Regions from separate parts of the Homo sapiens genome. Here region 2 is linked to region 1. Evidence: read pairs that join two places in POLR2A ChIA-PET (ENCODE). Cell type or tissue: PC-9. All regions are shown on one strand. Each heading gives the region's core, and the rest is flanking DNA. Links, peaks and the distances in the headings are about the cores only.

Region 1 (6,024 bases), core at 391-5,390:
CACTACGTTGCCTAGAATGGATTTCTCCCCAAATTGGTGTGTAGATTTAACACAATCCCAGTCAATGAGTCAAAATCCAGACAGGCTATTTTCTTTTTTTAGAATATGACAAGGCTGAAAAAAAAAAGAAAAAGAATATGACAAGGCTGGGCACAGTGGCTCACACCTGTTATTCCAGCACTTTGGGAGGCTGAGGCTGAGGCAGGAGGATAGCTTAAGCCCTGGGGTTCAAGTCCAGCCTGGGCAACATAGCAAGACCTTATCTCTAAGAAAAAAAGAAAAGAAAAGTAAATGACAAGCTGATTATAAAATGTACATGGAAATGCAAAGAACCCAGGATAACCAGAACTTCAGCTTTGAAAAAGAACAAAATAGGCCGGGGGCAGTGGCTTATGCCTGTAATCCCAGCACTTTGGGAGGCCAAAGCGAGTGGATCACCTGAGGTCAGGAGTTCGAGACCAGCCTGGCCAATAGGGTGAAACCCCATCTCTACTAAAAATACAAAAATTAGCCAGGCATGGTGACAGGTGCCTGTAATCCCAGCTACTCAGGAGGCTGAGGCAGGAGAATCGCTTGAACCTGGGAGGCAATGGTTGCAGTGACCTGAGATTGTGCCACTGCACTCTAGCTTGGGCAACAAGAGTGAAACTCCATCTTGAAAAAAAGAAAAAAGAAAAAGAACAAAGTTGGAGGACTGACTACTCGATTTGAAGACATATAAAGTTACGTAAGTCGAGGCAGTGTGGTGTTGAAGTAAACATAGGTAAATAGACCAATGGAAAAAAGCGGAGCCAAAAAGAGATTTACATAAGGTATGGTGGCTCATGCTGATAATCCCAGCACTTTGGGAGGCTGAGACAGGAGGATTGCTTGAGGCCAGGAGTTTGAGACCAGCCTGGGCAACATAGTGAGAGCCCATTACTACAAAAATAATTTTTATTTTATTTATTTATTTATTTATTTTGAGACAGAGTTTTCACTCTGTCACTCAGGCTGGAGTGCAGTGGAGCCATCTCAGCTCACTGCAACCTCCGCCTCCCAGGTTCAAGTGATTCTCCTGCCTCAGCCTCCTGAGTATCTGGGATTACAGGGGCCTGCCACCACGCCCAGGTAATTGTTTTTATTTTTAGTACAGACAGGGTTTCTCCATGTTGGCCAGGCTGGTTTCAAACTCCTGATCTCAGGTGATCCACCTGCCTCAGCCTCTAAAAGTGCTGGATTTACAGGCATGAGCCACTGCACCCGGCCAGGAAAAATTTCTTTTTAAATAAGCTGGGTGTGGTGGTATGTACCTGTAGTCCCAGCTGTTCTGGAGGCTGAGGCAGGAGGATCATCTACTGGGGATGCTGAGGCAGGAGGATCATTAAGCCCAGAGTGCAAAGCTGCAATGAGCTATGGTGGTGCCACTACACTCCATCCTGGGTGACAGAATAAGTCTCTGCCTCAAAAAAAAAAAAACCTTACATATGTATGATCAATTGAATTTCAGCAAAGGTGCCACGGTAATTCAAATAGGGGAAAAGATAAACTTCAACAAATGGTTCTGGAGCAATATGCAAAATAAAGCCACCTTGCTGTTCATCTCTCAATATGTACAAAAATTGTCTCAAAACGTCAACATGAATTATACACATAAATGTAAGAGCTGTAAAACTGCTAGAAGAAACTATAGAAAATTTTAGTAACTTGGGTTTGGCAAAGATTTCTTAAATATTACCGAAAAAGCACAAATGCAATTTCTCTGTCTCTCTCTCTCTCTGTCTCTCTCTCTCTCTATATATATATATATTATATATTATATTATATATATTATATTATATATATAATATATATATTATAATTATATATTATATATTATATAATATATATTATAATTATATAATTATTATATATATTATATAATATATAATATATATAATTATATATTATATAATATATTATAAATATAATATATTATATATTATATAATATATTATAAATATAATATATTATATATATTATATAATATATTATATATAATATAATATATTATATAATATATATATTATATATATATATACTTCTTACCTCAAGCAATCCTCCCACCTTGGCCTCCAGAGTGCTGGGATTACAGGTGTGAGCCACCGTGTCTTATGTTACATAAGGGAATAAGAGGAAGACAAAGATATTTGCCTGATACATGTAATGGTTAATATTAGGTGTCAACTTGACTGGATTGAGGGATGTCTAGATGCCTGGTAAAGTATTGTTCCTGGATGTGTATGTGTTGGTGTTGTCAAAGGAGACTGACATTTGAGTCAGTGGACTGGGAGAGAAAGACCCACCCTCAGTATGGGTGGACACCATCCAACCAGCTGCCAGTGCAGCTAGAACAAAGCAGGCAGAAGAAGGGGGAATAAGGTTGCTTGCTGAGTCTTTTTTTTTTTTTTTTTTTTGAGAAAGAGTCTTGCCCTACTGCCCAGGCTGGAGTGCAGTGGTGCAGTCTCTGCTCACTGCAACCTCCGCCTCCTGGGTTCAACCGATTCTCCTGCCTCAGTCTCCGCAGTAGCTGAGACTACAGGTGCATGCCACCACACCCGGCTAATTTTTGTATGTTTTTAGTAGAGACAGGGTTTCACCATCTTGGCTAGGCTGGTCTCAGCCTCCTGACCTCAAATGATCCACCCACCTCAGCCTCCCAAAGTGCTGGGATTATAGGCATGAACCACCATGCCCAGCCTCTTGCTGAGTCTTCTGGCTGTCTCTCTCTTCCTATGTTGGACACTTGCTTCCTCTCCTCCTGCCCTTGGATGTCAGACTGCAGGTTATTTGGCCTTTGGACTCTGGGACTTGCACCAGCGGCCTCCCGGGGGCTCTCGGGCCTTTGGCCTCAGACTGAGGGCTGCACTGTTGGCTTCCCTAGTTTTGAGGCTTTCAGACTTGGACTGAGCCACACTACCGGCTTCTCTTTCCCCAGCTGGCAGATGGCCCATTGTGGGACTTTGCCTTGTGATCATGTGAGCCAATTCTCCCTAATAAACTTTTTTTTTGTTTTTTTTGTTTTTTTTTTGAGGCAGAGTCTAGCTCTGTTGCCCAGGCTGGAGTGCAGAGGCACGATCTCGGCTCACTGCAACCTCCACCTCCCAGATCTCAGCTCACTGCAACCTCCACCTCGCAGGTTCAAGCAACTCTCCTGCCTCAGCCTCCCAAGTAGCTGGGATTACAGGCGCCCGCCACCACGCCTGTCTACTTTTTTGTATTTTTAGTAGACACGGGGTTTCACCATGTTGTCCAGGCTGGTTTCAAACTCCTGATCTCAAGTGATCTGCCCGCTTTGGCCTCCCAAAGTGCTAGGATTACAGTTGTGAGCCACCGTGCCCAGCCAATAAACTTCTTTTATATATACATATGGCTTATTGGTTCTATCCCTCTGGAGAACCCTGACTAATATAATACATATACATATATAAAGAGAGAGAGGTGTGTGTGTGTGTGTGAGTGTGTGTATACATACACAAGCATATTTATAACAAAATAAAGAGGAATACACATAACATTATTACAGTCCTCATTTCTGTAACTGGTTACGTGGTTGTAGCTGTTATTGATAACTACCTTCTTCAAGTACCCATTCCTTTTGACTTCAGAAAGCACTTCAGCTGGTCATGTTTCTTTACCTGGTAGAGTGACCCAAACCTTCATACCTGAATGGTCTGAACCATTAGTAATCCTTCCTGGATTGGGTTGTTGTAGTTTGCCATTGACCTTAATTACAAGGCATGGTAATACTAAGAGACACTTTAAGAGATCTCCTGTATTCTAGATATACTATTCCTTAACTTCAATGTTCAGTAACAGTCCAATTTCGCCTTGGTAGTTGGGATCAATCACCCCAACCAGCACAGTGATTCCCTTCTTTGGCTGTTGATTCAGAGGCATGAGGAGTCCATGTGGCAGGTGTCCTGTGAACAGCTAGCAGTCTTAACTTCTATTTCAGTAGAATCATTGTTGTGTCTCCTAGCAAAAGCATTCTTTCCTTTGGAAGTAAGACCTCTAGGCCAGCAAACCATAAGGTTGCAGGAATTGGAAGCAAAATTTTCTAGGGTGGCCGGGTTTGGTGGCTTACGCCTATAATCCCAGCACTTTGAGAGGCTGAGATGGGTAGATCACCTGAGGTCAGGAGTTCAAGATTAGCCTGGCCAACATGGTGAAACCCCGTCTCTACTGAAAATACAAAAATTAGTCGGACATGGTGTTGTCCACCTGTAATCCCAGCTCCTCAGGAGACTGAGACGGGAGAATTACTTGAACCCAGGAGGCAGAGGTTTCAGTGAGCCGAGATCATGCCACTGCACTCCAGCCTGGGCGACAGAGCAAGACTCTGTCAAAAAAAAAAAAAATTTTTTTTTTTTGCCAGGGGGATACTAGGGGGTTACTAGGGGTAACAGTGAGTGGTGTCACTCCCATTTCTACCCCTTGACTCCTGGACCTGTGAATCTTGTCTATGGAGAAAATAACATCATATATTGGACACTGATTCAACTCATATCTCCTTCTGGAGAAACTTGCCCCAGCTCTTACTTATATATTACCACCTAGCTGGAGCTGTAACTGAGTTTCCAAAAGGTCATTCCACCATTCTATCAAACCAGCTATTGCAGGATGGTGGGGAATATGTTAAAACTAGTGAATTCCATGAGCACAGATTCATTGGTGTGCTTATTTTGCTGTGAGGTGAGTTCCTTGATCAAAAGCAATGCTGTGTGAAATACCAGGATGGTGGATAAGCCATTCTATAAGTCTACTGATGGTAGTTTTGGCAGAAGCATTGCATTCAGGGAAGGCAAATCTGTATCTATAGTGTCTGTTCCAGTAAAAACAAAAGCTACTCCTTCCATGATAGAAGCTGTCCAATGTAATCAATCTGCCTCCAGGGAGCTGGCTTATCACCCTAGGAAATTGGCCATAGTGGGGACTTAGTGTTGGTCTCTGCTGCTGGCAGATTGGGCACTCAGCAGCAGTGGTAGCCTGGTTGTCCCTGGTGAGTGGAAGTCTATGTTAAAGAGCCCATGCATAAGTTCCATTCCTGCCACCATGGCCATTTTGTTTATTAGCCCATTGGACAATGACAGGGGTGGCTGGGAAAGAGGGCTGACTGGCATCCATAAAATGGGTCACCATATCCACTTAATTTGTTTTTCTTTTTTTTTTATTATACTTTAAGTTCTAGGGTACATGTGCACAATGTGCATGTTTGATACATAGGTATACATGTGCCATGTTGGTTTGCTGCACCGATCAACTCGTCATTTACATTAGGTATTTCTCCTAATGCTATCCCTCCCCCAGCCCCCCACCCCCTGACAGGCCCCGGTGTGTGATGTTCCCCGCCCTGTGTCCAAGTGTTCTCATTGTTCAATTCCTACCTATGAGTGAGAGCATGCAGTGTTTGGTCCTCTGCCTTTGTGATAGCTTGCTGAGAATGATGGTTTCCAGCTTCATCCACGTCCCTGCAAAGGACATGAACTCATCCTTTTATATGGCTGCATAGTATTCCATGGTGTATATGTGTCACATTTCTTAATCCAGTCTATCATTGCCGGACATTTGGTTCCAAGTCCTTGCTACTGTGAATAGTGCTGCAACAAACATACATGTGCATGTGTCTTTATAGTAGCATGATTTATAATCCTCTGGGTATATACCCAGGAATGGGACTGCTGGGTCAAATGGTATTTCTAGTTCTAGATCCTTGAGGAATTGCCACGCTGTCTTCCACAATGGTTGAACTAGTTTACATTCCCACCAACAGTGTAAAAGCATTCCTGTTTCTCCACATCCTCTCCAGCATCTGTTGTTTCCTGACTTTTTAATGATCTCCATTCTAACTGGCGTGAGATGGTATCTCATTGTGGTTTCAATTTGCATTTCTCTGATGGCCAGTGATGATGAGCATTTTTTCATGTGTCTGTTGGCTGCATAAATGTCTTCTTTTGAGAAGTGTCTGTTCATATCCTTTGCCCACTTTTTGATGGGGTTGTTTGT
Region 2 (6,024 bases), core at 661-5,660, 160 kb after region 1:
AATTTAGGGGTGATCTCCAGTTTTCCCCCAAGTTCTCAGGGGAACTCATTTCTCCCTCATGAGGGCACTAAGAAAAGCAATAGTTCTTTTCCTCTTGGGATCCTGGGGCCAGGACTGCGGATCCTGAAAAATGGAAAATAAAAACAAGCTGCAGGGCACAGTGGTTCACACCTGTAATGCCAGCATTTTGGGAGACCTAGACTGGTGGATCATTTGAGCCCAGGAGTTTGGAACCAGCCTGGGCAACAGAATGAGACATGGTCTCTACAATTTTTTTTTTTTTTTTTTTTTTTTTTTGAGATGGAGTCTCGCTCTGTTGCCCAGGCTAGAGTGCAGTGGCGGCGGACTACAGGTGCGCCCACCACTACGCCTGGCAAATTTTTTGTATTTTTGGTAGAAACGGGGTTTCACCATGTTAGCCAGGATGGTCTCCATTGCTGGGATTACAGGCGTGAGCAACTGCGCCTGGCCTTTTTTTTTTTTTTTTTTTTTTTTTTTTGGAGACAGAGTATTGCTCTGTCGCCTAGGCTGGAGTGCAGTGGCTCCATCTCGGCTCACTGCAGGCTCCGCCCCCTGGGTTCACGCCATTCTCCTGCCTCAGCCTCCCGAGTAGCTGGGACTACAGGCGTCCGCCACCACGCCCAGCTAATTTTTTGTATTTTTAGTAGAGACGGGGTTTCCCCATGGTAGCCAGGATGGTCTCCATCTCCTGACCTCATGATCCGCCCGCCTGGGCCTCCCAAAGTGCTGGGACTACAGACGTGAGCCACTGTGCTCGGCCTTTTTTTAATTTAGTCTGGTGTGGTGGTGAGTGCCTGTAGTCCCAGCTACTCAGGAGGCTGAAGGGGGAGGATCACTTGAGCCCAGGAGGTTGAGGCTGCAGGCAGTGAGCCGTGATCATCCCACTGCACTCCAGCCTGGGCAACAAAGCGAGACCCTGTTTCAAAAACAATACGAGCTGCAGCCAAGGGGACAGGAGGCATGGCCACGATTGATCAGAGACCTTTATCCTCTCAGGGTTTCAAAGCTTGCAGAGGTGGAATTAGGACTCCAAAGTCTTGGGTCTCCTTTCCCTTTGAAGACTCCCCTTCCTACCCCCACTCACGAGAGAAAGGGAATCATTCTCCTTTTCCTGAGTAAAAAAATGAGGTCTCAGACAGTGGAGAGCACTCAGTGTGAGAGCCCAAGATTTAGGCAGATGACCTGGCCTCTGAACTGAGCCCCTAAGACCACCAAACAGCTTAGCATTGACATTCTGCTGTTATACAAGAAGGAGCTAGAGAGAATTCAGAGAGTTTACCTGCCACAGGCTTCCAAAATCTCAGGCCAGAGAACCTAGAAGGTGGGATAGATGGGGGGTGACTTCCTACCCCACTCTACCCTGTAGCCTCCTTATGGAGTCACTTTGGGGCCACCAGCAAAGCACTGAATTAGGGCCTGTTGGGTGTCCAAAGAGCCTCCTCCCCTGGCACATGTATGGCTTAGAGATCATTCTGTCCCCTCACCCAATGTGAGGCAGAAGCACCATCAACACTTGGTAGATATGGTTGACAGTGAGTGACAGAGAGACCCACCCTCCTGTCACATTGCTGCCCTTCCCCCATGCTCTGCATAATTGATAACGGAGAGACAGCTACCCTCCCCCAGGGTGACTGAACGTCTGGGCCAGGGGCTCCTAGCCATCCTAGACGCCCCTCCAAAGCTCTGGCGCCAAGGCCCAGCCAGGGGGCAGTGGGACACAGCTGGCAGGTCAGAAATAAAGGAAACAAAAAGGGGTATGTGTGTGTGTGTTGGGAGAGAGGAATCTCCACTTTACTATAGCTCCCAGGGGCAGCAGCTTTCCCTCACTCCAGGTCAATGTGGAAGAGCCGTCAACTAGCCTGAGATCTTTCCCTTGGTCCCATCTCCTACTTCTTCAGCTATCCCCACTACCGTAAAAGACAAACAGGTGAAATGGCTTCTCTCCTTCTCTCCCCAGCTGCTGGCCCTGGATACCAGAAGGGCCTCTGGGGAAGCCTGGTGAACTGGAGGGAGGCTCGGCTGGCTGCAAGTGTCTCTGAGCATGTCACCCTTTCTATGCCTAAACCACCTAGTCGTCAAACAACCAGATGACGGCTGAAAAATTCCTTTAAAAAGCCAGGTGCTGTGCCTACTCAAAGCTCGGCTTCTAGACAGAAAAGGAGATGGGTGTTCTCCGTGTTTCTCACTCCCCTTTCATCTCCATTTTCTCAGGGTCCTCTGCTTTTCCAAACAGCTTTTCAAGCCATCCTTCTCGGGGTTGACTCCGCTTGACGCTGCTCCGGTGTCTGTATATGTCTCAGCTCCTTCCTCCTTCCTAGCTGTACCTTTCGCCTTTTCTGTGCCCTGTCTCCCTTTCTCTCATTTCCTGCTTTCCTTCCCTGTGGTACTGCACCCCCAATGCCAACCCCACAAGTCCCCTCCTGCCAACACCAGACGCCTCAGCCGAAGATCTCTCTGCATGCGGGGGCAGGGGAAGGAAGGGAACACAGATGGGGCAGACCGCTGGGTGGGGGTCCGCACCTAAGATCCTCGCAGCCATCCCGGCAACCAGCCACCTGGGCCGGCCCAGGTCAGGGGCGGGGCCCAGGCACAGCCCCGCCCCCACGTCGCGCTCACGTGATCCGGGGCTAATCTTGTCCTGGTGACTTCACGCGCCGCCTCAGGCCCAGTCGTCATGGTTACGCCGCAGCGCCCAGCGCTTCCCCCAGCCGGCCGTGTCCCTTCCCTTTCCCCACCCGGACCACCCCCTTCCGCCGCCGCGGCCCCCGCCCCAGCCACGCGCCACGTGACGGCCGGGAAGGAGGTCGGGAAGGGGGAGGGGGCGCTGTGGCCGTAACCCCTTCCTCCCCACTTTCAGCGGTCCTGACTTGGGCTTCGTCCTTCCATTGCTGGTGACCAAGCTGTCCAGGGCACGGCCCCGGCTCCTCCCCGAGGGCTCCAATCCCGCCATCCCTCCCTCCTGGCCTGCCAGGCGAGAGCGTCCCAGAGTCTTGGGCCTTGTTTCTGGGTGGTCCAGAAGCGAAGCCCGGGGTTGCGGCGGAGTGGGAGGTGGTGGGGGCGGGGAGGGAGGTTGGGGGGCAGGCAAAATCCCTTGGGTCCTCCAGACGAAATTCTCCCATATGTTGGCACTTTGCTTGGTCTGTGTTTGTCTGTAATTTGCATTGCAACCTACACCTTACCTCTTGAAGCCACAAATAACGCGTGGGATATGTTGGGGATTTGGAAGCTGAACTTTAGTGTGATTTGTGCTTTCTGGGCCTCAGTTCTCTCAAGAATATAATGGGACCAGTAGTACCTCCTTCACCTGGCTCTTCTGAGGATTCAGGGAGCTAGTTTTGTGTGTGTGTTTGCGCGCGCGCGCGCGCGCAGAGAGAGTGTGCGGGGCTTAAGGCGATCCTCCGGGGTGAGTAGAGCAGTGGTTCCACCTTACCGAGCACCTTCTGCGTGCCAGGTGCTGTTGCAAGCCATGGTTCCCTTGTGATGCGAAGTCATCTCTCTAAAGGCTGTCCAGGCTCTCAAAGGAGCCAGACGCCCGACTACATTGTCCGTCCAGTATAATGGGAACCATGATAGAGGACGCATAGTGGGGCTGTGTCAGCCCAGAAGGCGCATTAACCTAGAGCGGATCAGGAAAGAAGGACGTCCAGGATAAAGTGACACCTGGATAGAGATGAGAAGCGCCTTCCAGGCTGGGGGTGAAGCTTGAGCTTCTTTTTCTTCTTCTTCTTTTTTTTTTTTTTTTTGAAACAGAGTCTTGCTCTGTCACCCAGGCTAGAGTGCAGTGGCACAATCTCGGCTCACTGCAACCTCCACCTCCTGGGCTCAAGCGATTCTCCCACCTTAGCCTCTCAAGTAGCTGGGACCACAGGCATGCGCCACCACGCCCAGCTAATTTTTTGTATTTGTAGCAGAGACAGGCTCTCCCCATGTTCCCCAGGCTGGTCTCAAACTCCCGAGCTCAAGCGATCCGCCCACCTCGGCTTCCCAGAGTGCTGGGATTACAGGCGTGAGCCACTGCGCCCAGCAGAGCTTGAGCTTCTTAATAGCTATGGCCCTGTGGGCAGATTATTTAATACCTCTATGCCTGCCGGGCGCGGTGGCTCACGCCTGTAATCCCAGCACTTTGGGAGGCCGAGATGGGCGGATCATGAGGTCAGGAGATCGAGACTATCCTGGCTAACACGGTGAAACCCGGTCTCTACTAAACACAGAAAAAATTAGCCGGGCGTCGTGGCGGGCGCCTGTAGTCCCAGCTACTCGGGAGGCCGAGGCAGGAGAATGGTGTGAACCCGGAAGGCAGAGCTTGCAGTGAGCGGAGATCGTGCCACTGAGCTCCAGCCTGGGTGACAGTGCAAGACTCCATCTCAAAAAAAAAAAAAACCTCTATGCCTTAGTCTGTAAAACGGGGCTAATAATGCCCAGCTTACAGTTTTGAGGATTAAATATGCAAAGTGCTAATGCACCTTTACCAGAAGCTAACATACTTAGTAAGCCTGTTTTTCTTTTCTTTTCTTTTTTTTTTTTTTTTTTGAGACAGAGTCTCACTCTGTCGCCCAGGCTGGAGTGCAATGGCGTGATCTTGGCTCACTGCAACTTCCGCCTCCCGGGTTCAAGTGATTCTCCTGCTTCAGCCTCCCGAGTAGCTGGGACTACAGGCGACCGCCGCCCCACCTGGCTAATTTTTTGTATTTTAGTAGAGACGGGGTTGCACCGTGTTGCCCAGGCTGGTCTCGAACTCCTGAGCTCAAGCAATCCTCCTGTCTCAGCCTCCGAAAGTGCTAGATTACAGGCGTGAGCCACTACGCCCAGCCGTAAGCCTTCCTTAAGTTAGCCATTATCATTGGGTGTCCTGGTTCAAAAACCCGACGTGGCCAAGTTTGTTGGTGGGGGTGGTTGTTTTTTCTTTTGTGACAAGGTCTCGCTCTGTCGCTCAGGCTGCAGTTCAGTGGTGCAATCACTGCTCACTGCAGCTTCACCCTCCCAGGCTCAAGGTATCCTCCCACCTCAGACTCCTGAGTAGCTGGAACTAAAGGTGCACATCACCACACTCAGCTAATTTTTTTTTTTTTTTTGAGATGGAGTCTCACTCTGTTGCCCAGGCTGGAGTGCAGTGGTGCGATCTCGGCTCACTGCTCAACCTCCACCTCCCATGTTCATGCCATTCTTCTGCCTCAGCCTCCCGAGTAGCTGGGACTACAGGCGCCTGCCACCACACACGGCTAATTTTTTGTATTTTTTAGTAGACAGGGTTTCACCGTGTTAGCCAGCATGGTCTCGATCTCCTGACCTCGTGATCCGCCCGCCTCGGCCTCCCAGAGTGCTGGGATTACAGGCATGAGCCACTGTGCCTGGCCGGCTAATTTTTATATTTTTGTAGAGATGGCTTTTCACCATGTTGCCCAGACTGGTCTTGAACTTCCAGGCTTCAGTGATCCACCTGCCTTGGCCCCTCAAATTTCTGGGATTAAAGGTGTGAGCCACCATGCCTGGCCCAATCTGTTTTTTGTTGTTGTTGAGACACAGTCTTGTTCTGTCACCCAGGCTGGAGTACAGTGGCGTGATCTCGGCTCACTGCAACCTCCTCCTCCCAGATTCAAGCAATTCTCGTGCCTCAGCCTCCTGAGTAGCTGGGACTACAGGTGCCCACCACCACGGCCGGCTAATTTTGGAGATTTTTAGTAGAGACGGGGTTTCACCATGTTGGCCAGTCTGGTCTCAAACTCCTGACCTCAGGTGGTCCGCCTGCCTCAGCCTCCCAAAGTGTTGGTATTACAGGCATGAGCCACCACACCTGGCCCCCAATCTGTTTTAGAAAGATCCTTCTGAAGGAGCTGGGTGGAGAATTGGGGTTAGGGAGGGCACTTGGAGACCAGCTGTCCTGGGCCAGGTGAGGACAGCTAATGAGGGTTGAACTAAGGCAGTAACAGTGGGACTGGAAAATAGCATGCACTGGGTTAGAGCTTTACAAATCTAGGGTGCTTGTTAAATATGCTGATTCCAGGC

What was found. ChIA-PET counts read pairs that join two places held together with the same protein. Peaks named below come from ENCODE experiments on the same cell type or tissue, not always from the same donor. Only the 100,000 strongest peaks of a DNase experiment are listed, where the experiment ranks them.
Region 2: POLR2A ChIA-PET joins it to region 1 with 22 read pairs; 6 of 35 experiments call an interaction of 5 or more read pairs at or near these places.

Annotation. Positions count from the first base shown.
Region 1 is chr12:53,646,018-53,652,041 of GRCh38, reverse strand. No RefSeq gene overlaps it. Among named protein-coding and RNA genes, the nearest start is that of ATF7-NPFF, 23 kb to the right of the region's middle. RefSeq lists a silencer at 2,703-2,997. In PC-9, for the core only: no CTCF peak of the experiment used is centred there; no DNase peak of the experiment used is centred there.
Region 2 is chr12:53,489,815-53,495,838 of GRCh38, reverse strand. The region is part of intron 1 of MAP3K12 (mitogen-activated protein kinase kinase kinase 12); the gene reads left to right. Among named protein-coding and RNA genes, the nearest start is that of MAP3K12, 6.6 kb to the left of the region's middle. RefSeq lists a silencer at 2,712-2,961. In PC-9, for the core only: no CTCF peak of the experiment used is centred there; a DNase peak (open chromatin) is centred at 2,678; H3K4me3 peaks cover 1,470 bases.